Regions from separate parts of the Homo sapiens genome. Here region 1 is linked to region 2. A link is an interaction called in ENCODE POLR2A ChIA-PET data of the cell type or tissue named here. Cell type or tissue: IMR-90. All regions are shown on one strand. Links, peaks and the distances in the headings refer to the core of each region. The heading gives the core; the rest is flanking DNA. Region 1 has its middle 21 kb from the start of CLDN3. Region 2 holds the start of MLXIPL (MLX interacting protein like).

The links. Peaks named below come from ENCODE experiments on the same cell type or tissue, not always from the same donor. Only the 100,000 strongest peaks of a DNase experiment are listed, where the experiment ranks them.
Region 1: POLR2A ChIA-PET joins it to region 2 with 17 read pairs; 2 of 35 experiments call an interaction of 5 or more read pairs at or near these places.

Annotation. Positions count from the first base shown.
Region 1 is chr7:73,783,222-73,799,592 of GRCh38, forward strand. No RefSeq gene overlaps it. Among named protein-coding and RNA genes, the nearest start is that of CLDN3, 21 kb to the left of the region's middle. RefSeq lists an enhancer at 16,161-16,371. In IMR-90, for the core only: no CTCF peak of the experiment used is centred there; no DNase peak of the experiment used is centred there.
Region 2 is chr7:73,616,034-73,632,404 of GRCh38, forward strand. MLXIPL (MLX interacting protein like) reads right to left here and starts at 8,489. Exons shown (of 17, transcript NM_032951.3): 1 at 8,167-8,489; 2 at 38-144. The coding sequence starts at 8,459. In IMR-90, for the core only: a CTCF peak has its summit at 11,094 (motif pointing left); no DNase peak of the experiment used is centred there; H3K4me3 peaks cover 311 bases; H3K27me3 peaks cover 5,618 bases.

The sequences.
Region 1 (16,371 bases), core at 4,687-12,686, 170 kb after region 2:
CCTCCTGAGTAGCTGGGATTACAGGCGTACGCCACCACGCCCAGCTAATTTTTTGTATTTTTAGTAGAGACGGGGGTTTCATCATGCTGGCGATGGATTTTAGGTGTGAGCCACTGAGCCCGGCCAAAGGCTCAGGCAACTTTTGCCTTGAACTTCTGCCTCAGCCTCCCAAGTGACTGGGACTACAGGCATGCATCACCACACCTGGCTTTTTTTCTAGGTTCTTGATGTGACAGATTAGATTATTGATTTGGGACTTTCCCTCTTTTCTGATGTATGCATCTAATGCTATAAATTTCCTTATCAGCATTGCTTTATGTGCGTGCCACCATTTGGATATGTTGTATTTTAATTTTCATTTACTTAAGTGTATTTTTTGAAAATACACAGGAGGAAACCTATGATTTCCTCTTGAGCTATGGATTATTTAGAAGTATGTGGTTTGGTTCACAAGAGTTTGCAGATCTTCCTGTTATTTTCTTTTCTTTTCTTTTTTTTTTTTTTGGGATGGAGTCTCGCTCTGTCGCCCAGGCTGGAGTGCAGTGGCTTGATCTCGGCTCACTGCAAGCTCCGCCTCCTGGGTTCACCTCATTCTCCTGCCTCAGCCTCTGGAGTAGCTGGGACTACAGGGGCCTGCCACCACGCCCGGCTAAGTTTTTGTATTTTGTTTAGTAGAAATGGGGTGACACCGTGTTAGCCAGGATGGTCTTGATCTCCTGACCTCGTGATCCGCCCACCTCGGCCTCCCAAAGTGCTGGGATTACAGGCGTGAGCCACCGCGCCCAGCCCTCTTTTTCTGTTATTGGTTTCTAGTTTGGTTCCAGTGTGTGACAGAATATACTCTATATGATTTCAATTCTTTTACATTTGTTGAAATGTGTTTTTTGGCCCAAGATGTGGTCTATCTTGGTATATGTTCCATGGGCTCTTGAAAAGAATGTGTATTCTGCTGTTGTTGGGTGGAATGTTCTATAAAGGTCGATTAGATCCTATTGGTTGACAGTATTGAGTTCTATACCTTTGCTCTATTCTGTCTAGTTGTTCTATCAACTGTTGAAAAAAGCATTGAGGTCGAGCGCGGTGGCTGACACCTGTAATCCTAGCACTTTGGGAGGCCGAGGCAGGCGGATCACCTGAGATGGGGAGTTCGAGACCAGCCTGGCCAACATGGCGCAACCCTGTCTCTACTAAAACTACAAAATTAGCTGGGCATGGTGGCACATGCCTATAATCCCAGCTACTCTGGAGGCTGAGGCAGGAGAATCGCTGGAACCTGGGAGGCGGAGGTTGCAGTGAGCCAAGATCAGGCCATTGCACTCCAGCCTGGGCAACAAGAGCAAAACTCCATCTCAAAAACAAAAACAAAACAAAACAAGAGAAAAAGAAAAAAAAAGTGTTGAAGTCTCCAGCTCTAATTGTGGTTTTTTCTATGTTGTCTTTTCAGTTATGTCAATTTTTGCTTCACGTATTTTCAGCTCTATTGTTTGATGTAAACACACAAAGATTGCTATGTTTTCTTGGTAGATTGGCTTTGTAATCATTATATTATCTCCCTCTCTGTCTCTCATAATTTTCTTTGCTCAGAAGCCTACTTTATCTTATACTGGTGTAGCTACTCCCACTTTCCTTGGATTAATGTTTGCATACTATTTCTTTTTCCAGTTAACCTACCTATATTGTTACATTTGAAGTGAATTTCTTGTGGACAGAATATAGTTGGGTCCTGTTTTTAATTCACTCTTTCAAACTCATTTATTTATTTATTTATTTTTGAGACAGGGTCTCACTCTGTCACCCAGGCTGGAGTGCAGTGGTGTGATCCTGGCTCACTGCAACCTCAACCTCCTGGGTTCAAGTGATTCTCCTGCCTCAGCCTCCTGAGTAGCTGCCCAATTAACTTTTGTATTTTTACTAGAGACAGGTTTTCACCACGTTGGCCATGCTGGTCTCAAACTCCTGACATCAGGTGATCCGCCTGCCTTGGCCTCCCAAAGTGCTGGGATTACAGGCATGAGCCACTGCACTTGGCCTCAATCTCTTTTAATTGGCATACTGAGACCATTTACACTAACAATTTTGTTTTATTTTTAATTTTTGTGGGTACATAGTAAGTGTATATATTTATGAGGTATGTGGGATATTTTGGTACAGGCTTCAGTGTGTAATAATCACATCAAAGTAAAAGAGGGATCCACCTCAAGCATTTATCCTTTGCGTTACAAACAATCCAATTATAGCCTTTATTTTTATTTATGTATTATTTTTTTTGAGACAGAGTCTCGCTCTGTCACCCAGCGTGGAGTGCAGTGGTGCAATCTCGGCTCACTGCAACCTCCACCTCCTGGGTTCATGCCATTCTCCTGTCTCAGCCTCCCGAGTAGCTGAGACTACAGGCGCCTGCCATCACGCCTGGCTAACTTTTTGCATTTTTAGTAGAGATGGGGTTTCACCGTGTTAGCCAGGATTGTCTTGATCTCCTGACCTCGTGATCTGCCCAGTTCGGCCTCCCAAAGTGCTGGGATTACAGGCGTGAGCCACCGTGCCTGGCCTTTTTTTTTTTTTTTTTTGAGACGGAGTCTTACTCTGTTGCCCAGGCTAGAGTGCAGTGGTGCGATGTCAGTTCACTGCAACCTCCACCTCCCGGTTCAAGCGATTCTTCTGCCTCAGCCTCCTGAGTAGCTGAGATTACAGGCGCCACCATTACGCCTGGCTAATTTTTGTGTTTTTAGTAGAGATGGGGCTTCACCATGTTGGCCGGGCTGGTCTCGAACTCCTGACCTCAAGTGATCCACCTGCCTTGCCCTCCCAAAATGCTGGGATTACAAATGTGAGCCACCGTGCTGGCACTTTTAGTTATTTTTAAATGTACAATTAAATTACTATTGATGAGGCTGAACATGGTGGCTCACTCCTGTAATCCCAACACTTTGGGAGGCCGAGGCTGGTGGATAACCTGAGCTCCGGAGTAGAGGTTTCAGTTTTCTACAGAGCCTAGCCAACATGGTGAAACTCTGTCTCTACAAAAACACAAAAATCAGCCAGGCATGGTGGTGCATGCCTGTAATCCCAGCTACTCGGGAGGCTGAGGCAGGAGAATCGCTCTCACTCAGGAGGTGGAGGTTGCAGTGAGCCGAGATGGCATCATTGCACTTCAGCCTGGGTGACATGAGCGAAACTCTGTCTTAACAATAACAACAACAAAAACATAACATAAAATTTACCATCTTAACTAATTTCAGATGTACAGTTCAGTGGAATTAATATATTCGTAATGTTGTACAATCATCCCCAACATCCATTTCTATAACTTTTTTCATCTTGTAAAACTGAAACTGTATTTCTACTAAACAATGAAGCCCCATTATCTCTGCCCCTCAGTCCCTGGCAGTTACCATTCCATTTTTTTTTTTTTTTTTTTTTTTTTTTGCATTTGAGGGCATTAGTCTGTCAACACCATTCCACTCTCTGTCTCCACGATTAAAAGAATTTTTTTTTGTTTTACTCTTTTAAACATTTTTTAATAGAGATGGGGTCTTGCTATGTTGCCCAGGCTGGTCTGGAACTCCTGGGCTGAAGTGATCCTCCCACCTTGGCCTCCCAAAATACTGGGATAACAGGCATGAGTCACCATGCCTGGCCTCTGCCTCTAGGATTTTGACTACTCTAAATAACTCATAGAAGTGAAATCATATAGTGTCTTTTTTTCTGACTAGCTCATTTCACTTAGCATAATGTCCTCAAAATTAATCCATGTTGTAGCATATGTCAGAATCTCCTTTATTTTCTATTTATTTTATTTTATTTTTTCAGACAGTCTCACTCTGTCAAAATTAATCCATGTTGTAGCATGTCAGAATCTCCTTTATTTTCTATTTATTTTATTTTATTTTTTCAGACACAGTCTCACTCTGTCACCCAGGCTGGAGTGCAGTGGCTTGATCTCAGCTCACTGCAACCTGGACGGCCCAGGCTCAAGCAATTCTCCCACCTCAGCTTCCTGAGTTGCTGGGATTACAGGCACATGCCACTGTGCTTAGCTAATTTATTTATTTATTCATTTTACTTTTTGAAGATACGGGATTTCGCCATGTTGGCCAGGCTGGTCTTGAACTCCTCAGATGATCCGCCTGCCTCGGCCTCTCAAAGTGCTGGGATTACAGGCGTGAGCCGCCACACCTGGCCTCAAACTGTTTCTTTAACTTTTGAAAATTGTCCAATTTGCCTACCTTAAAGCCATTAGATTCTAGGTAAGGCCTGGTGACATGTGGAGTTAGCCACACCCCCTAGCTATGCTGGAGAGTCAGCCCTTATCTGCACTTCTGCCTGGTGTGTCCCAGGCAGGCTCCACACCCAGTACATAATTAAAATCCCTTACTTGCCAAGGTTTTCACCAAAAATAAAAGTTGCTAAGCATTAACATTGTAACATATAATTAAGACTACTGAAGAGGCCGGGTGCGGTGGCTCACGCCTGTAATCCCAGCACTTTGGGAGGCCAGGGTGGGCAGATCACCTGAGGTCAGGAGTTCAAGACCAGCCTGTCCAACATGACAAAACCCTTTCTCTTCTAAAAATACAAAAATTAGCTGGTTGTGGTGATGCATGCCTGTAATCCCAGCTACTCAGGAGGCTGAGGCAGGAGAATCCCCTTGAACCTGGGAGGCAGAGGTTGCAGTGAGCTGAGGTTGTGCCATTGCACTCCAGCCTTGGCAACAGAGCGAGACTCTGTCTCAAAACAAAACAAAACAAAAAACAAAAAGACTACTGAAGAAACAGTTTTACATGCAAGGTGTGTAAGAAAAGTAAAATATGTTTTTGGTAAAAAAATAAGATCGTAAGAAGGCATGGGAATGTGCATTTTTTTTCTGCCTAAAGTGTTAAAGGATTGTTTTAAGTAAGAAAAAAATCTAAAGGTTTAAACAAGTTTTGGAAGATTTATAAAAATTAATTGTAAGAGATTTTGTGTGTAACATATTGGCCAACGTTAAAAAGGTATTATTCAGTTTTTCCGGAAACTAAACGTTGGAACAGAAGCACAGCAGGGTTTTCTTAGAGCACTCATCTGCTCTTTCACAAAAAAATGTAAAGGGTTATAAAAGGTTTATAAGAATCTTACCTTATAGTTAAACATTAAAATTGGGCCAGGTGAGGTGGCTCATGCCTGTAATCCCAGCACTTTGGGAAGCCGAGGTGGGCAGATCACTGAGGTTGGGGGATGGAGATCAGCCTGGTCAACATGGTGAAACCCCATCTCTACTAAAAATACAAAAAATTAGCCAGGTGTGCTGGTGGGCACCTGTAGTCCCAGCTAAGCACCTGTAGTCCCAGCTACTTGAGAAGCTGAGGCAGGGGAAGCTCTTCAACCTGGGAGACAGAGGTTACAGTGAACCAAGATCATGCCACTGCACTCCAGCCTGGGTGACAGGGCAAGACTCCGTCTCAAAACAACAACAACAAACCCAAACATTAAAATTGGGTAAATATGTCCATAAGGTTTTATTAAAAATTGGGTTTGACATTAATAGTACATTAATATAAAGATGAAATTTGGCTAATTTGGTACAAAAATCATACAGGAAACATTGTCAAATATAAAATAGTGTTTTGCTTTATTTGGACTATGTTTGCATAAATGTGTTATTGGTATATGTTCCAAAGTTATGGGAAACTCCTATAATTCTAATATGACAGTGTATGTTATTAATAATTATAATTGTTATGTAAAATTTTGTGTGCCACAGAAGTAACCAAATTTCCTTATCATTTGTGGCTTTAATAGTGGCTGTGCTAAGACTTTTTATCATCCACAGACAATTGTTATCTTATTTTAATCCTCTTTAGAAGGTGGTTTATATTCAACTATAGAACTCTAGCAGGTGTTCTTAAATGCAGGTTTCTAATAACTTTGGAAATTGTAACATTAGAATAGAGGAAACAACTTTCGAAACGCTCATGAAGAGCTGGAATGTTCATAAATATCAAACAGAAGTTAACTGAATTAATGGAACCAATAGAAAACTGAAGTAATCTTTTTAACTTTGCTTAAAACGTTGCCGATCCTTTGTTTTGTTTTTCAGAGTCAAGGAAAGTTTTCTTTTAAGCTATTTACAGCTTGTAACAATTGAGTAAAGTATACTGCTATGAACAAAATTTGGAATGTATTTTCTATCTCTCTACCAAATTTCTCCAAAATTTAAAAACTAGTTGTGAGTATTCTTAACTTATGGCAATATAGTTATTGCATAAGTGCAATAAGAATCTGTTTTCTTTTGTAACAGGACACAGTTGAAAAAATTGGTTATTAAACCAAGGCTTTGACTGGAATGGTGTGTTTTCCTTTAAGGAATTATTATTATTATTATTATTATTATTATTTTGAGATGGAGTCTCGCTCTGTCACCCAGGCTGGAGTGCAGTGGCATGATCTTGGCTCACTGCAAGCTCTGCCTCCCGGGTTCATGCCATTCTCCTGCCTCAGCCTCCCAAGTAGCTGGGACTACAGGTGCCCACCACCACGCCTGGCTAATTTTTTGTATTTTTAGTAGAGGTGGGGTTTCACAGTGTTAGCCAGGATGGTCTCCATCTCCTGACCTAGTGATCCACCTGCCTTGGCCTCCCAAAGTGCTGGGATTACAGGCGTGAGCCACCATGCCCAGCCCCTTTAAGGAATTAAACTTGACTTATAAAGCCAATAAAAGCCCCATGGGGAATCGGCCTCATACCTTGCCTATAACAGTCCCTGTACAAGGCTACTGACCTGTGGTAAGTAAAGAATGTCACTTTCTAATAGGTCCAGAAGCTGCAAGTTATCTTGGGACCTCAAGAGGAAAGAAATGTACCCAACTCATAGGTATTTGAGAGTACAAACCCATGGCTGGGCTGGGCTTTAAAAAAGTCTTATCTAAAATTTCTTCTGTAGAACAGAGTTCCATCAAAGCCAATTTTAAAAGACCCTATGTGAAAAATAATTATTCTTGCTGCACTTTATACAAATAATCAGGCCAAGTATAATAAAGCAAATCAGTCTTACCATGATTTGTCTTTAGTAAAAATGGGAAACTGGAGAGAGAAATATTATGTTTCAAGAACTATGGTACACTTGTTATTAAATTCTAGTCTCATTAGTTGTTTTTAAATTTGTTTCTGCAATTTAGGCTAACTCTGCCTATTCCTGTGAACCAACCAGTGATCTCAGTGTTGCTCAGAAAAAAAAAAGAGGGGTTGGTAATATAAAAATCTGGATCAGTATTCTAATTTTGGGCAAATTAGAATTAGCTAACAACCCCGTATCAGCTTAGTTCCAACAGTTGCCCACTTCATGAAGAGCCTTCTAATTTCGTTTACTTGGAATAACTTAACTTATTTTGCTTTACTCTTGTGGAATATACTGCTGTTATACTCTTTGTGTAGGAATACAGGACAATCTTACTGAATGTTTTCTTAAACACTTTTTTTTTTTCGAGTCAGAGTCTCGCTCTTGTCCCCCAGGCTGCAGTGCAATGGCGAGATCTCGGCTCACCGTAACCTCTGTCTCCTGGGTTCTAGCAATTCTCCTGCCTCAGCCTCTCGAGTAGCTGGGATTACAGGCGCTTGCCACCACGTCTGGCTAATTTTTGTATTTTTAGTAGACACGGGGTTTCACCATGTTGGTCAGGCTGGTCTCGAAATCCTGACCTCAGGTGATCCACCAGCCTCAGACACCCAAAGTGCTGGGTTTACAGGCGTGAGCCACCGCACCCAGCTTCAAATTAAACACTATTTAATCTTCCAGATATCACTTTTTGTCAAAACTCAAGAGTTATGAATGGACCTTACCATACTGGTGCTTTCTGACTGAGCTCCTCTCTACTCTGAATGCAAGAGACCCTCATAGGTAGGCAGAAATATCGCCCCTATTCAGCCGGAAGAAGTTATAGAGGATGGATCTTCGTCCCTCTGCAACCCTTAGAATTAAGGGTTCTCTTATAAAAGGGAAGGGGGAAAATGTTGGAGGCGTGTGAACCAGAGCTCCATCTTTAACAGGAGCAGGGTAAAATGAGGCTGAGACCTACCATGCAGCATTCCCAGAGAGGAATTCTATGTCACAAGATGAGATGGGAGGTTAGCACAAGATACAGGTCATAAAGATCTTGCTGATAAAACAGGTTGCAGTGAAGGAGCTGGCTAAAACTCGCCAAAACCAAGATGGTGACGAGAGTGACCTCTGGTCGTCTTTACTGCTACGCTCCCATCAGCGCCATGACAGTTTACAAATGCCATGGCAATGTCAGGAAGTTACCCTATATGGTCTAAAAGGGGTAGGCATGAATATTCCACCCCTTGTTTAGCATATCATCAAAAAATAACCACAAAAATGGGCAACCAGCAGCCCTTGGGGCTGCTCTGTCTATGGAGTAGCCATTCTTTTATTCCTTTACTTTCTTTTTCCTTTTTTTTTTTTTTTTGAGGCAGAGTCTTGCTCAGTCGCCCAGGCTAGAGTGCAGTGGCGCAATCTCGGCTCACTGCAAGCTCCTCCTCCAGGGTTCACGCCATTCTCCTGCCTCAGCCTCCCGAGTAGCTGGGACCACAGGCGGCCGCCATCACACCCAGCTAATTTTTTGCATTTTTAGTAGAGAGGGGGTTTCACTGTGTTAGCCAGGATGGTCTGGATTCCCTGACCTCCTGATTCGCCCGCCTCGGCCTCCCAAAGTGCTGGGATTCCACGCGTGAGCCACCGCGCCCGGCCTATTCCTTTACTTTCTTAATCAACTTGCTTTCACTTTGCATTGCGGACTTGCCCTGAATTCTTTCTTGTGTGAGATCCGAGAACCCTCTCTTGGGTTCTGGACTGGGGCCCCTTTCCTGTAACAAGACCACGCCCACTTCTGTGACACTTGCACATCCCAGGTTGTGACCTGTATTTCTGACCCCCATAAATCTGGGGTTCCCATGACCCCCTCCTTGGTTTCAAGTAATTTGTTAGAGTGACTCACAGAACTCAAGGAAACACTTTACTTACATTTACCCATTTATTATAAAAGAGATATTACAGACCGGGCACAGTGGCTCGTGCCTGTAATCCCAGCACTTTGGAAGGCTGAGTTGGGAAGATCGCTTGAGCCAAGGAGTTTGAGACCAGCCTGGACAACATAGCCAGACCTCCTCTCTACAAATTAAAAAATATTTGTTTTCTACAAATAGAAAACACACCATTCCAGTGCATGGTGGCACACACCTGTAGTCTCAGCTACCAGAGAGGCTGAGGTAAGAGGATTGCTTGAGCCCAGGCGATTTAGGCTGCAGTGAGCCACGATCGTGCCACTCCCACTGCTTTCCAGCCAGAGCAACAGAGTGAGACTCCATTTCAAAAAAAAAAAGAGTATTACAAAGGATAGAGATGAAAGATGAACAGCCAGATGGAAGAGGTGCATATGGCGAAGTGTGGGCAGGGTGAGGAGGTTCCCTGCTCTTTCTGGTATGCCATCCTCCAAGCAGTTCCACAGGTTTTGCAACCGAGAAACTCCCAGAACCCTGTCCTTTGTGGGAATGGGGTGGGGGCTAGGAGGCTTCATTACATAGGCATGATTGATTGCATCACTGGCCAATGGCAATCAGCTCAGCCTTCAGCCTCTCCTCTCCCCAGAGGCTGAGGGGTGGGGCTGAGTGGTCCAACTCTCCAATCACAGCGTTGGTTCCCTTGGCAACCAGCCCCCATCCCGAGGCTATCCAGGAATCCACCAAGAGTCACCTCATCAGAACAAAAGATGATCCTACCACCCAGAAAATTCCCAGGGATTTAGGAACTTCTGTGTCAGGAACCGCGGGGGCAGAGACCAAATATTAGAACTAAAGATTCTCCCAGCACCCCTATCAATGAGGGTATTAGGAGCTCTGGCTCAAGAACTGGGGGCAGAGACCAAATCTATGTTGTTTACCATGTCACAGTGTCACACCCATTGCCTTTTACCTGGCTTATTGTACACATTTCAGTTACCCGTTCAGTTCCTGTAACCATCTGGGTTTGAGATCATTTGCTGGGCCTTTGCAGTTTGGTGTTTTGGCTCTGGGTCCCTTACTAGAAAAGAAGATGAGAAAAGGAAAAGAAAGGAATCCTGGCTGGGTACGGTGGCTCACACCTGTAATCCCAGCACTTTGGGAGGCCAAGGCAGGAGGATCGTTTGAGACCAGGAATTTGAGACCAGCATGGGCAACATAGCAAGACCCCAACTCTACAAAAACATTTTTTTTTTTCAAAAAAAGAAAGAAATCCAAGGGAACCTCAGTTTGGATTGGAGTGGGGGTAGGGACAGGGGTACTGCAGGTGAGAGGGGGCTAAAAGACCTCCATCCCCAGGCTCTGTGGGGTCATATGTTCTCATCAATCTCTTAAGTCTCCTTCCCAGGGTAATAGACACTGTTGACTTATAAGTTTATTTAAACGTGTAGGCCTTATCATATGCTTCATCCTAACAGCACAAAGTTAAACAAAGCAGCTTTCAAGGCCCAAGGAGAGAGAAGTTGATTTAAGATAGGGCCCTATCAGAGGTTACTCAACTGTTTCTGGCTCCGGCCTTATCACTGACAAAGGCCACGCTCCCTTGCCTGGGTGCGCCCTGAGCTCCAATGGAAAAGAGAAACTCCTTGAACAGACCTGTGGGTGTCAAGCAGCTGCCTTCTTCCCCAGCCAGCCCAGTGCCTGCTCTATGGGCTGTGACCACAGTGGCCATGGTAGCAGCGGGGGAGGCCACGCAGGGCTTCCTCTCACTGTGGCTGATGCCAGAGCCCACTGGCAGCAAAACAGTGTCAGTTCTTTTTTTTGTTGTTGTGAGATGGAGTCTTGCTCTGTCGCCCAGGCTGGAGTGCAGTGATGTGATCTCGGCTCATTGCAACCTCTGCTTCCCGAGTTCAAGCGATTCTCCTGCCTCAGCCTTCTGAATACCTGGGTCTACAGGCATGCACCACCTTGCCAGGCTAATTTTTGTGTTATCTTTTTTTTTTTTTTAATAGAGACAGGGTTTCACCATGTTGGCCAGGCTGGTCTTGAATTCCTGACCTCAAGTGATCCACCCACTTCGGTTTCCCAAAGTGCTGGGATTATAGGCATGAGCCATCGTGCCCGGCTGATTCGCCTCTTGATAAGCATCTAGATAGTTTCCAGTGGTTTTGCTGTGACAAATAAGGTGTGATGCACGTCCTTGCAAATACCTCCAGGTGCACATGTGTTCTCCTAGAAGTAAAATTGCTGGGTCATCAGGTAAACACACCTCCCACCTTCCCAATATTGCCAAATGATTCTCTAAAATGGCTGTATCCATTGACACTCCCTCGGCGTGTCAGAGAGGTTGTTTTTTTGCGTATCATTCTGTGGGTGTCCAGTGGCATCTCATTTTAACTTACATTTCTCTGATTACTAGTGTTATTGAGTATTGTTTCTATGTTTATTCATTTCAATGTTTTCTTCTGTGGGCTATTTATTTGTTTATGAGATGGAATCTCACCCTGTCACCCAGGCTGGAGTGCAATGGCAGGATCTTGGCTCACTGCAACCTCCACCTCCTGGGTTCAAGCGATTCTCTTGCCTCAGCCTCCCAAGTAGCTGGGATTACAGGCGCATGTCACCATGTCCAGCTAATTTTTTGTATTTTTAGTAGAGATGGGGTTTTGCCATGTTGGCCAGGCTGGTCTTGAACTCCTGGCCTCAGGGGATCTTCCCACCCTTCCCAAAGTGCTGAGATTACAGGCATGAGCCACTGCTCCCGGGTGGTTTCCTATTGAGTTGTTTGTCCTTTTCTCATTGATTTGCATAATTTCTTTTTTTTTTTTTTATTTTAGATTCAGGGAGTACATATGCAGGTTTGTTACATGGATATATTGTGTGATGCTGAGGTTTGGGCTTTGAACCCACAATTCAAACAGTGAAAGTAGTGATTTTTCAACCCTTGCTCTGTCTCTCCAACCCCAACCCCAGTAGTCCCTACTGTCTGTCATCCTTGTGTTTATGTCCACATGTACCCAATGTTTAACTCCCTCTTGTAAGTGAGAACATGTGGTATTCTGAGAATCTGGTATTCTCAGATTAACAGTCTTAACTTTCTGCTGAAGTGCCTGTTGTACCCCTTACCTAATATTTGTTTTTCTGTTTCTGTGTTAATTCACTTAGGATAATGGCCTCCAGCTGCATCCATGTTGCTGCAAAGGACATGGTTTCATTCTTTTTCATGGCTGTGTAGTATTCCTTGGTGTATATGAACCACATTTTCTTTATCCAGTCCACCATTGATGGGCACCTAGATTGATTCCATGTCTTTGCTACTGTGACTAGTGCTGTAATAAACATGCAAATGCATGTGTCTTCTTTTGCTTTTTTGAGATGTGTTCTTGCTCTGTTGCCCAGGCTGGAGTATAATGGCGAGATCTCGGCTCACTGCAGCCTCTGCCTTTCAGGTTCAAGTGATTCTCCTGCCTCAGCTTCCCAAGTAGCTGGGATTACAGGCGCATGTTACCATGCCCAGCTGATTTTTTGTATTTTTAGTAGAGATGGGGTTTCACCGTGTTGGCCAGGCTGGTCTCGAACTCCTGACCTCAAGTGATCTGCCCACCTCGGCCTCCCAAACTGTTGGGATTACAGGTGTGAGCCACAGTGCCCGGCCACATGTGTCTCTTTGGTAAAACAATTTATATACCTTTGGGTATATACCCAGTAATGGGCTTGCTGGGTAGAATGGTAGCTGTATTTTCAGTTCTTTGAGAAATGTCCACATTGCTTTTCACAGTAGCTGGACTAATTTACACTCCCACCAACACTGTATGAGTGTTCCCTTTTCTCCCCAACCTTGCCAAAATCTGTTATTTTTTGACTTTTTAGTAATAGCTCCCTGACTGGTTTGAGACAGTATCTTACTTTGGTTTTGATTTGCATTTCTCTGATGATGAGTGATGTTGAGCAATTTGTAGAATTTCTTTGTATATTCTGAGTACTAATCATTTGTTGATTATAACGGTTACACATATTTTCTCCCAGATGATAGCTTATCTTTGGCCATTTAGTTCTATGATTTTTTTTTTTTTGCCATGAAGTTTCCTTTTTGAGACATAAAATATATTTGATAAAGTCCTTAAAATGTACAATTTTATTTTATTTTATTTTATTTTATTTTATTTTATTTTATTTTATTTTTTCCGAGACGGAGTCTCATTCTGTCACCTAGGCTGGACTGCAGTGGTGCAATCACAGCTCACTGCAACCTTCACCTCCCAGGTTCAAATGATTCTCCTGCCTCAGCCTCCCAGGTAGCTGGGACTACAGGCATGCGCCACCATGCCCGTAAAATACACAAATCTTAAAGGTACAGCTTGATAAAATTTTTTTTTATTTAATTTAATTTTATTATTATTATTATTATTATTTTTATTGATTATTCTTGGGTGTTTCTCGCAGAGGGGGATTTGGCAGGGTCACAGGACAATAGTGGAGGGAAGGTCAGCAGATAAACAAGTGAACAAAGGTCTCTGGTTTTCCTAGGCAGAGGACCCTGCGGCCTTCCGCAGTGTTTGTGTCCCTGGGTACTTGAGATTAGGGAGTGGTGATGACTCTTAACGAGCATGCTGCCTTCAAGCATCTGTTTAACAAAGCACATCTTGCACCGCCCTTAATCCATTCAACTCTGAGTGGATACAGCACATGTTTCAGAGAGCACAGGGTTGGGGGTAAGGTCACAGATCAACAAGATCCCAAGGCAGAAGAATTTTTCTTAGTACATAACAAAATGAAAAGTCTCCCATGTCTACCTCTTTCTACACGGACACAGCAACCATCCGATTTCTCAATCTTTTCCCCACCTTTCCCCCCTTTCTATTCTACAAAACCGCCATTGTCATCATGGCCCGTTCTCAATGAGCTGTTGGGTACACCTCCCAGACGGGGTGGTGGCCGGGCAGAGGGGCTCCTCACTTCCCAGTAGGCGCGGCCGGGCAGAGGCGCCCCTCACCTGCCGGACGGGGCGGCTGGCCGGGCGGGGGGCTGACCCCCCCCACCTCCCTCCCGGACGAGGTGGCTGCCGGGCAGAGACGCTCCTCACTTCCCAGATGGGGTGGCTGCTGGGCGGAGGGGCTCCTCACTTCTCAGACGGGGCGGCTGCCGGGCGGAGGGGCTCCTCACTTCTCAGACGGGGCGGTTGCCAGGCAGAGGGTCTCCTCACTTTTCAGACGGGGCGTCCGGGCAGAGACGCTCCTCACATCCCGGACGGGGCGGCGGGGCAGAGGTGCTCCCCACATCTCAGACGATAGGCGGCCGGGCAGAGACGCTCCTCACTTCCCAGATGTGATGGCGGCCGGGAAGAGGCGCTCCTCACTTCCTAGATGGGATGGCGGCCGGGCAGAGACGCTCCTCACTTTCCAGACTGGGCAGCCAGGCAGAGGGGCTCCTCACATCCCAGACGATGGGCGGCCAGGCGGAGATGCTCCTCACTTCCCAGACGGGGTGGCGGCCGGGCAGAGGCTGCAATCTCGGCACTTTGGGAGGCCAAGGCAGGCTGCTGGGAGGTGGAGGTTGTAGCGAGCCGAGATCACGCCACTGCACTCCAGCCTGGGCACCATTGAGCACTGAGTGAACGAGACTCCGTCTGCAATCCCGGCACCTCGGGAGGCCGAGGCTGGCGGATCACTCGCGGTTAGGAGCTGGAGACCAGCCCGGCCAACACAGCGAATCCCCGTCTCCACCAAAAAAATACGAAAACCAGTCAGGCGTGGCGGCGCGCGCCTGCAATCGCAGGCACTCGGCAAGCTGAGGCAGGAGAATCAGGCAGGGAGGTTGCAGTGAGCCGAGATGGCAGCAGTACCGTCCAGCTTCGGCTCGGCATCAGAGGGAGACCGTGGAAAGAGAGGGAGAGGGAGACCGTGGGGAGAGGGAGAGGGAGAGGGAGAGGGAGCAGCTTGATAAAATTTTTACATTTGTGAATACGCATGTAACCAGCACTCAAATCAAGACCTAGAACATTTCTATAACCAAAAAAAAATCCCAAAACCCAAAGTGCTGGGATTACAGGTGTGAGCCACCGTGCCTGGCTGAGTTTTTTATATATTCTGATTACTATACATTTGTTGGCATTTTAGCTTATTTGAAAACTTTAAAAATTATATGTATGGTCTTGCAATTTTTTTTTTTTTTTTTGAGATGGAGTTTTGCTCTTGTTGCTAGGCTGGAGTGCAATGGCACTATCCAGGCTTACTGCAACCTCCACCTCCCGGGTTCAAGTGATTCTCCTGCCTCAGCCTCACAGGCATCCACGACCATGCCCAGCTAATTTCTGTATTTTTTAAATAGAGATGGGGTTCACCATGTTGACCAGGCTGGTCTCGAACTCCCGAACTCAGGTGATCCACCTTCCTTGGCCTCCCAAAGCGCTAGGATTACAGGTGTGAGCCACCATGCCCAGCTGAGTTCTTTATATACTCTGATTACTAGACATTTGTTGGCTATATGGGTTGCATTTAGCTTATTTTAAAACTTTAAAAATTATATGTATTGTCATGCAAGTTTTTTTTTTTTTTTAATGGAGTCTCACTCGGTCACCCAGGCTGGAGTGCAGTGGCACGATCTTGGCTCACTGCAACCTCCACCTGCCAGGTTCAAGCAACTCTCCTGCCTCAGCCTCCCGAGTAGCTGGGACTATAGGCGCGCACCACCACACCCAGCTAATTTTTTGTATTTTTAGTAGAGACGGGGTTTCACCGTGTTGGCCAGGCTGGTCTCAAACTCCTGACCCCGTGATCTGCCCACCTCGGCCTCCCAAAATGCTGGGATTACAGGAGTGAGCCACCGCGCCCAGCGTCATGCAAGTTTTTAATATGTCTATCTCCATCAATTTTTTCTTTTTCATGTATCTTTTGTGTCTTACTTAAGAAATATTTCTCTAAATCCAAGAAATGGAGGTATTCTCCTATAGTTTCTTCTAAGTGTTTTACAGTTATTTTCTTCACATTTAGATGTTTAACGACAAAAGATTCTTTGCTTGTCCAAACTTCAGTCAGGTTTCTGAGTCTTCTCCTAAGCCCATCCACGTACTTTCTTGTAAAACTCAGTTTTGGCAAGAGCCCTGCTGGGTCAGTTCAGCAAGAACGCTCCATCCTCAATATCTGATCATCCTTAGTATCTGATCAATTCCTCACCCTCCATGATACCTCACGTGATGTCTGATTACCCTGGCCTGTCTTCAGCAGCAATCCTGCTAGGTTGGTTTAGCTAGAATTCCCTTCATGCCTGATGTTTTCTCTTAGTAATTTTCCATCCACCTACTCCCACTCTGCTCCTGGGCTATAAATTCCCACTTGCCCATGCTGTATTCGGAGTTGAGCCCAATCTCTCTTCCCCACTGCAAGACCCTGGTGCAGTGGTT
Region 2 (16,371 bases), core at 3,229-11,228:
TCCCTCCCGGCTTGGGAGGCTGGTGGTAGCCACTCACACTGGATATACCAGGCCCTCCAGATGGCGTTGTTCAGGCGGATCTTGTCTCTGCAGAGCAGCTTGAGGCCTTTGAAATTCTTCCACTTGGGAGACACCAGCTTGCCACTGTCAAAGGGGAGAGGAGTAGGGTTAGGGAGATGCAGTGCTGCCACAGAGGCTGGTCCCCATATTCCCCATGCACTAGGCATCCATCTATGGTTGGCATTTGAGGGGCCCCTCCAAATCTGGCCCCCCAACCCAACCTGCCTGAAATTCCTATCCAGAGAGTCAGACCTTCAAAATCCCCTTCCAGACTCCCACCAGCGGCCCCTGTGTTCCCTGGGGAGACCTGTTTGTCAGTCTACTGCAGAACAAAAGCCACGCTGAAACCTGTGGATCAGCTCGGCCCTGGAAGCAACAATGTCCAGTGGCCTCACAGGTGTGTCTTGGAGGCTGGCTGGGGACAGTGCTCAGGCCCATTTCTCATTTAAGAGAATAAGAAATGACCTTCCTGGGCTGGGTGCAGTAGCTCACGCCTGTCATCCCAGAACTTTGCGGGGCCAAGGCGGGTGGATCGCCTGAGGTCAGGAGTTCGAGACCAGCCTAGTCCAACATACTGAAGCCCTGTCTCTACTAAAAATACAAAATTAGCTGGCTGTGGTGGCGCACACCTGTAATCCCAGCTACTCAGGAGGCTGAAGCAGGAGAATTGCTTGAGCCTGGGAGGCGGAGGTTGCAGTGAGCTGAGATCACACCGTTGTACTCCAGCCTGGGCAACAAGAGTGAAACTCCGTCTCAAAAAAAAAAAAAAAAAAAAAAGACCTTCCTGAGAGTCAGGGAGGAAAGGGGCAGGTCCGAGGTCACTCAGGCCTCCTTAGGCCCAGGAGAGGCAAAGGGGATGGCCATGGTTTGCCTGGTAGAGAGGGAGCCTCTGTGTTTTGTTTTGGTTTGGTTTGGTTTTTTTTGGTTTGCTTTTGGTTTTGAGACGGAGTCTCAGTCTGTCATCCAGGCTGGAGTGCAGTGGTGAGATCTCAGCTCACCACAACCTCCATCTCTTGGATTCAAACAATTCTCGTGCCTCGGCCTCCCGAGTAGCTGGGATTACAGTTGTGCGCCACCACGTTCAGCTAATTTTTTTGGTATTTTTAGTAAAGACGGGGTTTCACCATGTTGCCCAGGCTGGTCTCAAACTCCTGACCTCAAGTGATCTGCCCACCTTGGCCTCCCAAAGTGCTGGGATTACAGATGTGAGCCACCATGCCCAGCCGAGGGTGCCTCTTTATAGAGAGTGGCAGTCACTGCCTTCATGGTACAGTCCTTTTGGTGTCTGCCATGCCCAGAATCCCAGGGTGGCAACCTGGACTCAGCGAGAAGGTGTGCTCTTCTCAGGGCTGCACAGAAGACAATGAACCAACAGATCCCAAAGGAAGGCCGCTAGGATGAGCAAATGGTATTCATGGAGACAGAGCACCCTCACTCTAACCCTAGCTGTCCATCAAATCCACAGGATGGGCTGGGCGCGGTAGCTCACGGTTGTAATCCCAACACTTTGGGAGGCCAAGGCGGGAGGATCGCTTGAGCCAAGGAGTTTGAGACCAGCCTGGGCAACATAGCAAGACCCTGTCTCTACAAAATAATTTTAAAATTAGCCGGGTGTGGTGGCATGCACCTATAGTCCTAGCTACTAGGGAGGCGAGGTCAGAGGATTTCTTCAGCCCGGGAGTTTGAGGCTACAGTGAGCTATGATCACGCCACTGCACTCCAGCCTGGGCAACAGAGCAAGATCCTGTCTTGAAGGAAAAAAAAATCCACTGGATGGAAGAGCTTACACTGGTGAGGGTCCTGCTAGGCACAGGCCAAGTCTTCTGCCTCCAGGAAGCTGAGCCAGGAGGCCAAGACATTCAGGGTCTTAGACCCCCTGCTAGTCTCTCCCTCCCTCTCTCGTCTCCATCCACAAGCCAGGGTTGTGTACCAGTCCCCTCTAGCCCGCCTTTTGCATCCCTTACTCAGATCTCAGATGGGAAGGCTGAGGCCCCAAGTCTTAGCCATTTTTTCATTTTTTTGAGATGGAGCCTCATTCTGCCACCCAGGTTGGAGTGCAGTGGCATGATCTTGGCTCACTGCAACTTCCGTCTCCCAGGTTCAAATGATTCTCGTGCCTCAGCCCCCTGAGTAGCTGGGATTACAGGCATATGCCATGACACCCAGCTCACTTTTGTATTTTTAGTAGAGACGGGGCTTCATCATGTTGGCCAGGCTGGTCTCGAACTCCTGACCTCAAGTGATCCACCCACCTTGGCCTCCCAAAGTGCTGGGATGACAGGCGTGAGCCACCGCACCTGGCCCCCAAGGCTTAGTCTTTCAGAAAACCATACCTGCTTCCTCCAGGGGTCTTTCCTACATTCTGGGGGTGAAATGTGGGTGGGTGCCAGTCTGACTCCGCAGCCTCTCCCTACTTGAGTGCATTGGTCATTGGGCCCTCTCTCCTCCCTGGTCTCCAAGTTCCTGTGTTTGCTTTGGGGTGGGGGTGGGGGACTGCCCCCTCCCCACCAGGGACAACAGGCCTCATTACCCAAATAAGATACACAGCCCAGCTCTCTGGGCCACTGGCTGGGCCCCTCCCTCTGAGAATTAGATAAACACCATCTGTTTGGTAGGGAGACATGGAGGTGGGGGTGGGGGGAGACTCTGCTACCTCCTGGGCCAGCTTCTTCTGTGGCACCTGGTGGGGGACTCCTGAGTCTGTTGTCCCTGTCTGTATCCCAGCAACCTCCCAGCCCATTCTGATCACCCCGTGTCGCACCCTTGACCTGCCTGCCTTCTCTCCCGCTTCCATGCTAAGGTTATGACGTTCATGGCCCAGGCAGGGTTAGAGCAGATGTGACAGTGACAATATCCAAGCCCAGGAGGAAGAAAAGGATTTGGGGCTGTGAGAGAAGAGACTCAGCCTGGAGGAAGAGCGTAACGCTAGGGTTCAAGAACTTTTTATGACTGGCTGGGGATGGCTCACACCTGTAATCCCAGCACTTTGGAAGGCCGAGGCAGGAGGACTGTAGGAGGCCAGGAGTTTGAGATCAGCATGGGCAACATAGTGCAACCCTGTTTCTACAGTTAAAAAGTTAGCTGGGGCCAGGCACAGTGGCTCATGCCTGTAATCCCAGCACTTTGGGAGGCCGAGGTGGGTGGATCACCTGAGGTCAGGAGTTCGAGATCAGCCTGGCTAACAACGTGAAACCCCGTCTCTACTAAAAATACAAAAATTAGCCGGACGTGGTGGCAGGCGTCTGTAGTCCCAGCTACTTGGGAGGCTAAGCCAGGAGAATGGCGTTAACCCGGGAGGCGGAGTTTGCAGTGAGCCGAGATTGTGCCACTGCACTCCAGCCTGGGCGACAGAGAGCGACTCCATCTCAAAAAAAAAAAAAAAAAAGTTAGCTGGGCATGGTGGTGCAAACCTCTAGTCTCAGCTACTCAGGAGGCTGCAGTGGGAAGATCGCTTGAGCCCAGGAGTTCAAGGCTGAAGTGAGCTGTGATCACACCACTGCACTCCAGCCTGGGCAACAGAGTGGGAACCCGACTCATAAAAAACAAGTAAATTCTGGTTGGGCGCAGTGGCTCAAGCCTGTAATCCCAGCACTTTGGGAGGCCGAGATGGGTGGATCACAAGGTCAGGAGATCGAGACCATCCTGGCTAACGCAGTGAAACCCGGTCTCTACTAAAAATACAAAAAATTAGCTGGGCGTGGTGGCAGGTGCCTGTGGTCCCAGCTACTCGGGAGGCTGAGGCAGGAGAATGGTGTGAACCCGGGAGGCAGAGCTTGCAGTGAGCCAAGATCGCGCCACTGCACTCCAGCCTGGGCGACAGAGCAAGACTCCGTCTCAAAAAACAAACAAACAAAACAAAACAAAACAAAAACTTGTTATGACCAATAGAAAAGTCTGATGAGGAGCAGTGGTGGGCCTGTAACCTAAGCACTTTGGGAGGCTGAGGGGAGAGGATCGCTTGAACCCAGGAGTTCAAGACCAGCTGGGCAATACAGTGAGACCTTATCTCTATTTAAAACTATTAATAGGGCCAGGCGCGGTGGCTCACGTCTATAATCCCAGCACTTTGGGAGGCCAAGGCAGGCGAATCACCTGAGGTCAGGAGTTCAAGACCAGCCTGGCTAACATGGAGAAACCCCGTCTCTACTAAAAATACAAAAATTAGCCGGGCATGGTGGTGCGTGCCTGTAATCCCAACTACTCGGGAGGCTGAGGCAGGAGAATCGCTTGAACCCAGGAGGCGGATGTTGCAGTGAGCCGAGATCATGCCATTGTACTCCAGCTTGAGTGTCACAGCGAGACTCTGTCTCAACAACAAACAAAAAACAACAACAACAACAACAAAAACTATTAAAAGAAGAAAAGAGCTGGGCCCAGTAGCTCACACCTGTAATCCCAGCACTTTGGGAGGCCGAGACGGGTGGATCACAAGGTCAGGAGTTCAAGACCAGCCTGGCCAACATGGTGAAACTCCACCTGTACTGAAAAAAAAAAAAAAAAAAAGCCGGATGTGGTGGCAGGCGCCTGTAATCCCAGCTACTCAGGAGGCTGAGGCAGAGAATTGCTTGAACCCGTTGGGTGGAGGTTGCAGTGAGCTGAGATTGCGCCACTGCACTCCAGCCTGGGCGACAGAGTGAGACTCCGTCTCAGAAAAAAAAAAGAAAAGAAAGAAAAAGGCAGGACACGATGGCTCATACCTGTAATCCCAGCACTTTGGGAGGCTGAGGTGGGCAGATCACTTGAGGTCAGGGGTTCGAGACCAGCCTGGCCAACATGGTGAAACCTCGTCTCTACTGAAAATTAAAAATTAGCTGGGGATGGTGGCACATGCCTGTTACCTCAGCTACTCTGGAGGCTGAGACATGAGAATCGCTTGAACTCAGGAGACGGAGATTACAGTGAGCTGAGATCATGCCAGCGCACTCCAGCCTGGGCAACAGAGTGAGACTCTGTCTCCAAAAATAAATAAATAAATAAATAAATAAATAAATAATAAGAAGGAGAAGAAAACTCTGAGACTTAGAGAGGGGGTTGAGAAAACCCCAAGTTCAGCTGCCCACCTCCCACCTTTCAGGAATTCCTTTTAGATTGCCCCCTAACCAGGTCCTGTTTGCTCCCCTGCACCCTCAAGGCCACTCTTCCTAAAGCTAGCCAGCTCTGACCATGAACAAGTGCTTCCTTGAAGCTTCCAGAAACTACCTCCCTGGGGCTTCCACCCACGGAGCCATGGAAGACGGCCTCCTCGATCCTCCCTCTGCCCACGCTAACCTGCAGAGGGTGAAACCTTGCCAGGCCTCTGCAGGCTGGTCTCTGGGTCAGGCTGGTCCCTGATTCAGGTGGGTCCCTGGTCAAGCTCGCTGTTCTTCCCACCACCTTCTGAACTCTCTGCCTTACTGTCTCTTCCCATATAGTCACTCCCCTGGGACACTCAGCTCCTGTAATCTGCTCCCCTCCAGGGGACCCCTGGAACTGGGGGTCTTTGAGGATGAAAACACTGTCCCAGTTCAAGCCTCAGGGCTTTTCCACTACCAAATGGGGAAATCTAGAAGCTCTCCTGGTACCGAGCCAACCCTCCATCTCCCTCCATCTCCCTCCCTCCCTCCATCTCCCTCCCTCCCTCCATCTCTCTCCAGCTCCCTCCCTCCCTCCATCTCCCTCCCTCCCTCCCTTCCTCCCTCTCTCCCTTCCTCCCTCCCTCCATCTCCTTCCCTCTCCCTCCCTCCATCTCCCTCCGTCTCCCTCCCTCCATCTCCCTCCCTCCCTCCTTCTCCCTCCCTCCTCCATCTCCCTCCCTCCATTTCCCTCTATCTCCCTCCCTCCCTCCATCTCCCTCTCTCCATCTCCCTCTCTCCATCTCCCTCCCTCCTTTATCTCCCTCCCTCCTTCCATCTCCCTCCCTCCCTTCCTTCCTTCCTCCCCCCATCTCCCTCCCTCCCTCCCTCCCTTCCTTCCAACAAGGTCTCACTCTATCACCCAGGGTGGAGTGCAGTGGCACCATCATGTCTTACTGGAGCCTCAACCTCCTGGGCTGAAGTGATCCTCCCACCTCAGACTCCCCAGTAGCTGGTACTAGGAATGTGCCATCACACCTGGCTGATTAAAGAAAATTTTTTTTGGCCAGGCATGTTGGCTCATGCCTGTAATCCCAGCACTTGGGGAGGCCAAGGCAGGTGGATCACCTGAGGTCAGGAGTTTGAGACCAGCCTGGCCAACATGGTGAAATCTCGTCTCTACTAAAAATACAAAAAATTAGCTGGAGGTGGTGGGCGCCTGTAATCCCAGCTACTCAGGAGGCTGAGGCAGGAGATTCTCTTGAACCCGGAAGGCAGAGGTTGCAGTGAGCTGAGATGGCACCACTGCACTCCAGCCTGGGCAACAAGAGCAAAACTCTGTCTCAAAAAAAAAAAAAAATTTTTTTTTTTTTGGTAGAGACAGGTTCTCAGTATGTTGCCCAGGCTGGTCTCCAACTCCTGGGCTCAAGCAATCCTTGGATGAGAACCTTGGCCTCCTAAAGTGCTGGGCTTACAGGCAGGAGCCACTGTGCCCAGCCAGAGATTTACTATTAATATTTGGGTATTTGGGAAGAAAACACAGTCCTCTCTACCCCAGCTATCTCTGACTGGGGTTACATCAGCCTTGAGTCAGCCTCTGGGTGGGGGGGCAATTTTGGGGGTGCGCTCTGTCCCTTACCTTGCCAGCTCCCCAGAACCTCTCCTCTTTGGTCACCCATCGTCAGGGTTGGAAGTGAGGCCCCCTCCCAAATAGAGTGATGTGTAGTATATAATGAGCAGCCAAAGTTGGGGTTGGGTGGGAAATGGGAGACCCTTAGGAGGAGGAGTGCCGGCATCCGGTGTACCAGGACCTTAGATGCCCTGTCCCAGGCAGTCGCGTGACATTTGGGGAGGGAGGGAGAAGGGACGGGAATTTGAACTTTCCACACGGGTCCGACGCCCTGGCCGATCGGGTTGCAACATGACCTGGGCCAGGGGCCAGAGCTTGTGGGCCAAGGTTACTCCGCCTCCAGCCAATGGGGTCGCAGCTGGGCGGCTGCGGTTGGGGGCAGGCAACACTCCCCTCACAGTCCCCACCCCAGCTCCTGCTCCCCCGCAGGGCGGCAGGTGCCGATCTGTAGCCAGCGGTTCTCAGAAGGGGAGGAGGCGCCGCGGAGGAAGAGGAATATTTGCACAGAGAAAAGATCAAGGCCGGCCGATCCCCCTTTCTCCCCTACGGGTTTTCGGTTGATAATTTATACTGGCCCCTCAACTCCGGGGAACTTTGCTCCAGGGCACTGGGCCAGGCCTCGGGTTCGCGCCCTCCTCTGGGACGCGGGGCGTGGAGCGGCAGCGGGGCGCGGCCTGTGCGCTCTCGGTGGCACTAAGCGGGGGTCCCAGGCAGCGACGGGCGCTCAGCCTAGTGTGGCGACGTGGGTAGGCGAACCCAGGCCTCCCGGGCACCGGCGTAACCTCTGCGAGCTGCGCCTCTTGGACATTTCTGGGACATCCTCCTCCCGCCACCCTTAATGTAGCAGATCAAGAAGAGGTGTCTCAGCAATTGCGGGGAGGTGGACGTGAGAGTGGGCCAGTTCCAGTCCACTTTGGTTATGAACTGGGACAATCAGGGGCGCTGGGAGTATCTCAGGGTCCAGGAATAGGGCGGGCTTGGGCCGGGGCTGCTGGGGAGAAGGCCGAGGCCTGCAGGGGGTCGGGTGGAGTGGCTCCAGAGTGGAGAGTGGGGATGGGCGCGGGTGGCCTAGGGACCAGGGGCGCCTGGCATTTTTGTAGGGACGGAGGGGCTGGGACCAGAGAGAGGGGACCAGAGGTCCAGGTAGAGGTGGGGCGCAGGCGGTCTGCGCTTCGGGGAAGAGGGAATGGGGGAGGAATGGGAATCAGAAATGCGTGGGTCCGTCAGGGGCCAGCGGGCTGGGCCGCTGTAGGAGGACCTCGGGGCTGGGAGAAAGGGGGTGTCCAGGGCGTGATCGGAGCCTCCGGGAGCCGCAGGACCGGGCTCGGGTGGGGTGTTGAGGGCCCCAGCGCGCAGTCCTGCCCCGGACCCCCCCCCCATCCCCACCTGGAAGCCAAGGCCGTCAGGGCCCGGAACCGCCCTCACCTGTAGGCCAGGCTCAAGCACTCGAAGAGGCGTGTGAGTGTGGGGTCGATACTGCGCGGCCCGAAGTCGGAGGGCCCCACGGACCCCTCCTGGTCGCGCCGCCGGGGCAGCGAGTCGCTGTGCGGCGACGACACCATGAAGTGACCGCTGTGGATGACCTGCGAGCGGAGCAAGCCGCCCGCGCTGCGCCGGAGACTCGGGTCCTCCGAGTCTGTGTCCGAGTCCGAGTCTGGGCTGGGCGCGACCCGCGGGACCTGCAAGCCCGCGGCCAGACCTGCCAGCGCGCCGGCCATGGCTGTCGCCGCCGCAACCGCCTGGTCCCTGCTCCGCGCAGCGCGGGGAACAGCTCTTGGCCAGCCGGGCCTCATTAACATAGCCCCGCCCCCACACCATAGGCCGATCGGGTGGGCGGGGCCTGGGACGGGGCGGGGCTTGTATTAGCATAATCCTTACGCCAGGTGAGAACCCGGTGCTCTGGAGCTCTGGCGGGTTGGCCCCATCTCCCTTCCCGTCTTTCCTTGGAGTCCTGATAGAGCCGCCCCTACTTTGCTCCAAAGGGATATTAAGAAAGGTCAGGCCGGACGCCAGGGGCTCTTGCCTGTAATCCTAGCACTTTAGGAGGCCAAGGCGGGAGGATGGCTTGAGGTCAGGAGTTCGAGACCAGCCTGAGCAATATGGCAAGACCCCCATCTCTACCAAAAAAATGCAAAAATTAGCCGGACATAGTGGAGAAAGCCTGTAATACCAGCTACTGGGGAGGCTGAGGTGGGAGGATTCCTTGAGCCCAGGAGTTCGACAATATGGCAAAACCCTGTCTCTACCAAACATACAAAAATTATCCAGGCATGGTGGCGTGTGCATGTAGTCCTAGCTACTCCGAAGGCTGAAGTGGGAGAATCGCTTGAGACCAAGAGGTTGAGGCTGCAGTGAGCGGAGATCGCGCCACTGCACTCCAGCCTGGATGACAGAGTGAGACCCTGTCTCCACAACAAAAGGGTCCCCTATCACACCTGAGCCTGAAAGCGCCTCAGGACCTGGGGTTTGTTCTTTCAGGGGCACCCTCCTGTGAGGCCAGAGATCACCATCTCCCCTCACCTAACTCCTGCCCTTCACCTCCAACCCCCGCCCCCCATATTAGCTCTTCTGGGTCCTCCACATAGGTAGAAGCCCCCAACTCTCAGGGGCCTGATGTGGTAAGCCCAAGGTAATGCCCCTGAAGGGCCTGGCCCACAGGAGGTTGCTAACACCTCTAGTTAACATGGTGGCCAACACGGTGGCCGGGCGCGGTGGCTCTCGCCTTCAATCCTAGCACTTTGGGAGGCCATGGTGGGTGGGTCACTTGAGGCCAGGAGTTCGAAACCAGCCTGGCTAACATGGAGAAACCCCTTCTCTACTAAAAATACAAAAATTACCGGATGTGACGATGCGTGCTTGGCTTATAATCCCAGCTACTCGGGAGGCTGAGGTGGAAGAATCACATGAGCCCAAGAGGTGGAGGTTGCAGTGAGCCGAGATCGCGCCCTACTGCACTCCACCCTGGGCAACAGTGAAATCCTGTTTCAAAAACAAAATAAAATACTTAAGAAAAAATATATATTAAAAAAATTGTGATCATTACTTCACCTGCACAGAGAGGCCCAAGGGGAGCCTCGAGGGACTGTTACTGGTAGGGATGGGTGGCTCACTGGAAGGTGGACATCCCCTAGGCAGGCATCTACCCAGGAGCTCTGAGCCCCTTCTCTCACTGACACTGAGGTCCAGCTTTTGTTCCTGCTTCTTTGTATTTTTATTTATCTATATACTTCTATTTATTTATTGTTTTGAGACGGAGGCTCACTCTGTCACCCAGGCTGGAGTGCAATGGCACGATCTCGGCTCACTGCAACCTCTGCCTCCCTGGTTCAAGCGATTCTCCTGCCTTAGCCTCCTGAGTAGCCGGGATTACAAGTGCCCGCCACCATGCCCAGCTAATTTTTGTATTTTTAGTAGAGACGAGGTTTCTCCATGCTGGCCAGGCTGGTCTCAAACTCCTGACCTTAAAGCGATTTGCCCACCTCAGCCTCTCAAAGTGCTGGGATTCCAGGCATGCGCCACCGTGCCCAGCCTATTTATATATTTTTAGAGACAGGGTCTCGCTCTGTCACCCAGGCTGGAGTGCAGAGGCACGGTCATAGCTCACTGCAGCCTCAAACTCCTGGGCCAAAGCGATCCTCCCACCTCAGCCTCCCTAGTAGCTGGGACTACAGGCTCATGCCACCAAACCTGGCTAATTTTTTTTTTTTTGTAGAGATGAAATCTGCTTCAGCCTCCCAAAGTTTTGGGATTACAAGTGTGAGCCACTGTACATGGCCTTTCTGCTTCTGAAGCCTCTTTTCTCACCTTGAGGACAGAAACCAGACTGAGGCATTCACACCTGACACCTCACTGGAGCGTTTAACTAACAGCCTCAAAGATGGGTTCAGAGGCACAGGAGAGCAAAAACACACCCAAGCATCTCTGAGGGGCAGCAGCAAAGCCTGGTCTAGTAGATTTCCAGATTTCCCCCAAGGATGTCCCTAGTGGGTGGGGACAGGAAAGAGTTGTAGGCACATGCTAAGCTCTGCTGGCTTTCTGACAGGTATCCTGTGTGTGGTCATGTTAGGGAAAGCGGAGGAGGTGGTTTCCCATGTGTGGCAGCCTTGGAAAAGGTTGACATGCAGCACTTTCTTCCAGCCCACAGGAGGATCACACAGCACCTAGGATCACAATGGCAGTGCCCTGAGGGCCCCAGCCACTGGCTGTGGGAGGAAAGTGATTATCCAAGGCTGCTCACAGGCCAGCCCTTCCACCCACCTCCCTTGGCCGGGTATCTTCTGTCTCTGCCAAATGTTCGCATCACATTCCCAGGAGCCCCAGCTGTTCTGCTCCATCCTCCCTGCTGCCCTCTGTAGGATGTGCATTCTCTCTGCCCATCCCTGCCAGGTTAGGAAAGGGGGTTCTGATGCTCACCCCACTCTCCCTCCTTTGGAGGGGCTCTGCCCTGCTTCAGAGAGCCATCCCCAAGTGGCCCTCTTTTTTTTTTTTTTTTTTGAGCCAGTCTCAGTCTGTCACCCAGACTGGAGTGCAGTGGCATGATCTCAGCTCACTGCAACCTCCGCCTCCCGGGCTCAAGCGATTCTCCTGCCTCAGCCTCCCAAGTAGCCGGGATTACAGGCGTGTAACACCATGCCCGACTAATTTTTGTATTTTTAGTAGAGATGGGGTTTCACCATGTTGGCCAGGCTGGTCTTGAACTCCTGACCACAAGTGATCCACCTGCCTCAGCCTCCCAAAGTGCTGGTATTACAGGCGTGAGCCACCGTGGCCAGCTCTCAGGTGGCAGTTAACCGTCTTTTGAGGCCCTTGGTACAGAGGCTGACAGGATCATTACTTACCCCTATATGCCTGTCTGGCTTCTCCCCCTATTCCTCCGTAGGCCATTGAGGCAAGACTGTGTCCTAGCATCTCTGAACCCCCACACTGGGTACCTGGAGACTTGGGGGATGCTTGAAGAAAGGGGCATGAGACTAAGAGGAGCGGGTGGGGTGCTGTGGAGGAGGTTGGATAGGAAGTGTCAGCTCCGCCCTCGCCTCTGGCTTGGGACCTCCTGGCTCCGGGGACCCTGGCTCAGGTGAAGACCGGAATTGATCCTTGCTCTGCTGCTAATTCCATGAGTAACACTGGGGAGATCTCTGTCTCTCTGTCTTACTGGCGATCTGTCTCACTACCTGTAAAATTGAGGGCCAAACTCAGTGCTTTCTTTCTTTCTTCTTCTTTTTGCTGTTGTAAAGATGAGGTCTCACTATATTCCCCAGGCTGGTCTCGAGCACCTGGGCTCAAGCGACCCTTCCACCACGGCCTCCCAAAGTGCTGAGACTACGGGCATGAGCCACTGTGCCTGGCCTGAATTCAGTGATTTGTTGGGGATCCAGGAATCTTGGCTCCAAGTCTCTGCTGGCCGTGTCTCCAGATCACCCCACCGTGCTCTCCCCATGCTCTGAAAACATCAGAGTTGTCTCCTGCGGTTTCAGGGACTTTCCTCTGAGCTGGATCTGAGCGGGTGGGAAGATTATGAGTGAATTCTCTCCTTCACCCAACATCCCTCCTTCCCCAGCCATGAATTGCCCCTCAACAGGCATCTGCATCTCATTTCTGCCCTCCTCCAGGGCTTAATAACACCTCTAGAAGCCTAACCGCTGAAAAGACAAACCCTGACTGCACAATGCAAAACATCCAAACACTAGAGTGTCCAATAAATGCAAGGACGTCCACAGATTCTGATTTCTCCTGTGTTTAGAGACAGGGTCTCGCTGTGTCACCCAGCCTGGAGTGCAGTGGCACAATCATAGCTCACTGCAGCCTCAAACTCCTGGGCCAAAGTGATCCTCCCACTTCAGCCTCCCAAAGTGTTGGGATTAGAAGTGTGAGCCACTTGTAATGGGACCACAGGCGCCGCACCCCCTGTTCAGGGCACCATTGCCCAGATAATAGCACAGCCATGTACATGTAAGCTGGCTCACGCTCTTGCTGCTTCTCTAGCCTCTGTTACTATAGCCAGCAGTTTACAGCCTCTGTACAAACAAGTCTTGTTCATGGTCCATGGAGATGCAAGACAAGATCCTAACTGTGGTGTGAATACCTGGCTGTCCCCAGCCATCCCACCTGATGTCACATCCTCTCTGCCTTCCAGTCTTGGTCCTCAGGGCTCTTCACCCAGCCTGCCCTTCCTTGTTGGGAAAGCCCACCTGTCCTTGAAGTCCCACCTATGACATCTTCCCCAAGTTCTCCAGGTTATTTCTGAGTTCCCACCACCCTTGTTCTTTTCTTTTCTTTTTTTTTTTTTGAGACCAAGTCTTGCTCTGTCGCCCAGGCTGGAGTGCAGTGGCGTGATCTCAGCTCACTGCAACCTCCACCTCCCGGATTCAAGCGATTCTCCTGCCTCAGCCTCCTGAGGAGCTGGGATTACAAGGGTGCACCACCACGCCTGGCTAATTTTTGTATTTTTGTAGAGACGGGGTTTCACCATGTTGGTCAGGTTAATCTTGAACTCCTAACCTCGTGATCCACCCTCTTCAGCCTCCCAAAGTCCTGGAATTACAGGAGTGAGGCACCGTGCCTGGCCGCACCACCCTTGTTCTAATATAAGTCTAATTTCATTCAGCTTTGCATTCACAGTGATGACGCACGTGCTTTTCCTCCCCACTAGATGGCAAATTCCTTGAGAGCAAGAATCACTGCTGGGCGTGGTGGCTCATGCCAGTAATCCCAGCACTTTGAGAGGCCAAGGGGAGGATTGCTTGAGCCCAGGGGTTCGAGACAAGCCTGGACAGCATAGCAAGACTCTGTCTCTACAAAAAATTAAAAAATTAGCTATTTGTGGTCTTGTAGTTCCAGCTACTTGGGAGGCTGAGGTGAGAGGATCGCTTGAGCTCAGGAGTTGGAGGCTGCAGTGAGCTATAAACATGCCACTGTACTCCAGCCTGGGTGACAGAGTGAGAACCTGTCTCTTAAAAACTAAAAGGCACGTTCATAAATTATTCCATTTACTAGTGAGCCTGTCAACTGTGTGTATATGTGGGTGTGTTAGAATTTTCATTGCCATTTTACAGATGGGGAGACTGAGACTCTGAGAGGTGAAATGATCTGGCGGATTGTGGTGAGAATTAGCTATATAAAGCTAACCTTTATGGAGCACTTACCACCTAGCAGGTCCGCAGGATCTTCACAACAGCCCCTTGGCTTGTCTTTTTTATTATTTTTATTTATTTATTTATTTATTTATTTATTTATTTATTTATGAGACGGAGTCTTGCACTGTTTCCCAGGCAGGAGTGCAGTGGCACGATCTCAGCTCACTGCAAATTCCGCCTCTTGGGTTCACGCCATTCTCCTGCCTCAGCCTCCCAAGTAGCTGGGACTACAGGCGCCCGCCACCACTCCCGGCTAATTTTTTGTACTTTTAGTACAGGCGGGGTTTCACTGTGTTAGCCAGGAAGGTCTCGATCTCTTGACCTCGTTATCTGCCCGCCTCGGCCTCCCAAAGTGCTGGGATTACAGGCCAGCTTGTCTTTTTTTTTTTTTTTTTTTTTGAGATGGAGTCTCACTCACTCTGTCACCCAGGCCAGAATGCAGTGGCATGATCTTGGGTCATTGCAAGCTCTGCTTCCTGGGCTCAAGTGATCCTCCCACCTAAACCTCCCGAGTAGTTGGGACTACAGGCGTGTGCCACTATGCCCACCTAATTTTTGTATTTTTTGTAGAGATGGGATTTTGCCATGTTGGCCAGGCTGGTCTTGAACTCCTGAGCTCAAGCAATCCTCCTGCCTTGGTCTCCCAAAGTGCTGGGATTACAGGCGTGTGCCACTGTGCCCGGCCTACCCTTTGATTTTCAACACATTTTGCAGATAAGAAAACAACCTTTGCTGAAGGTCACATGATAAGAAGAGAACTGGGATTCAAACGCAGACAATTGAATGCCAGCCTGTTCCACAAGTACCTATGTTCTCAAACTCAAAGGGCTGGCCATTGTGCAGGAGGATGTGGTACGAGCAGACACTCATCTACTGCTCCTGCCAGTGGAGGCAAAATCACTTTGGAAAGGTATTTGGCAGCATCTACTAGCATTGAGCATCTCCCACCTTAGTTAGAACCCAGCAGTGTGCACACATGTGCACCAAAACACAAGACTATTCGTGGCAGCACTGATCTTACTAGCCCAACACTGGAGATGCCCCGGATGCCTATCAACAGGTGAATGGATAAATACATTGCAGAACAGTCACACTAGGGAATACTTTTTTTTTTTTTTTGAGACGGAGTCTTGCTCTGTCACCCAGGCTGGAGTGCAGTGGCATGATCTCAGCTCACTGCAAGCTCCATCTCCTGGGTTCATGCCATTCTCCTGACTCAGCCTCCCGAGTAGCTAGGACTACAGGTGCCCGCCACCACGCCCAGCTAATTTTTTTTGTATTTTTAGTAGAGACTGGGTTTCACTGTGTTAGCCAGGATGGTCTTGATCTCCTGACCTTGTGATCTGCCTGCCTCGGCTCGGCCTCCCAAAGTGCTGGGATTACAGGTGTGAGCCACCGCACCCGGCCCACACTAGGGAATATTAATGCAGCAATGAGAATGAACACTCTACAGCTAAGTGCAGCCCTATGGGTGAATCTCACTGATTATGTATTAAACAAAAGAAGCCTGACACGGAAGTGTATATGTTGTAAGATTTCATTCATATAAAGCTCCAAAATAGGCTCATCTATGGTGTTAGGAGTCAGGGTTGCATTTAGCCTCAGGGTGACTAGAAGGGCTCAAGAAGAGAGCTATGAAGGATGTTGCTACTTTTTTTTTTTTTTTTTTTTTTTTTTTTAGGTAGAGATGGGGTCTGCTATGCTGCCTAGGCTGGTGTCAAACTCCCAACCTCAAGTGATCCTCCCACCTCAGCCACTCAAAGTACTGGGATTACAGGCACGAGTCACTGTGCCTGGTCAAATTTTCTTCCTTTCCTTCCTTCTTCCTTTCCTTCCTCTCTCCCCTTCTCCCTCTCTCCCTCTCTCCCTCTCTCTCTCTTCTCCCCTCCCCTCCACTCCCTTCTCCTCTCTTCTCTCCAGTCTTGTCTTGTCTTTTTTCTTTTCTTTCCTTTTCCCTTCCCTTCCCTGCCCTCCCCTCCACTCCCCTCTCCTGTCTTTTCTTTTCTTTCCCCTCCCTCCCCTCCCCTCCTCTTCTTTTCTCTTTTCTTTTCTTTTCTTTTTTCTTTTCTCCTCTCCTCTCCTTTTCTTTTCTTTTCTTTCCAGACAGGGTATCCCTCAGTCACCTAGGTTGCTGGAGTGCAGTGATAGAATCATGGCTTACTCTAGCCTCAAATTCCTGGGCTCAAGCCATCCTCCTGCCTCAGCCTCCTAAGTAGCTGGGACCACCACACTCAGCTAATTTTTTAAATTTTTTTATTATTTATTTATTTTTTTTGTAGAGGTGGAGTCTCATTATGCTGTCCAAGCTGGTCTTGAACTCCTGGGCTCAAGTGATCCTCCTGCCTCAGTTTCCCAAAGCACTGAGATTATAGGCATGAGCCACTGTGCCTGGCCACATTTTGTTTCCTTATCTGGATTCTGGTTATATGGGGATGTTCTCTGTGAAAATTCATGGAGTTAGATACTTATGACATGTGCACCATTTACATGTATGTTA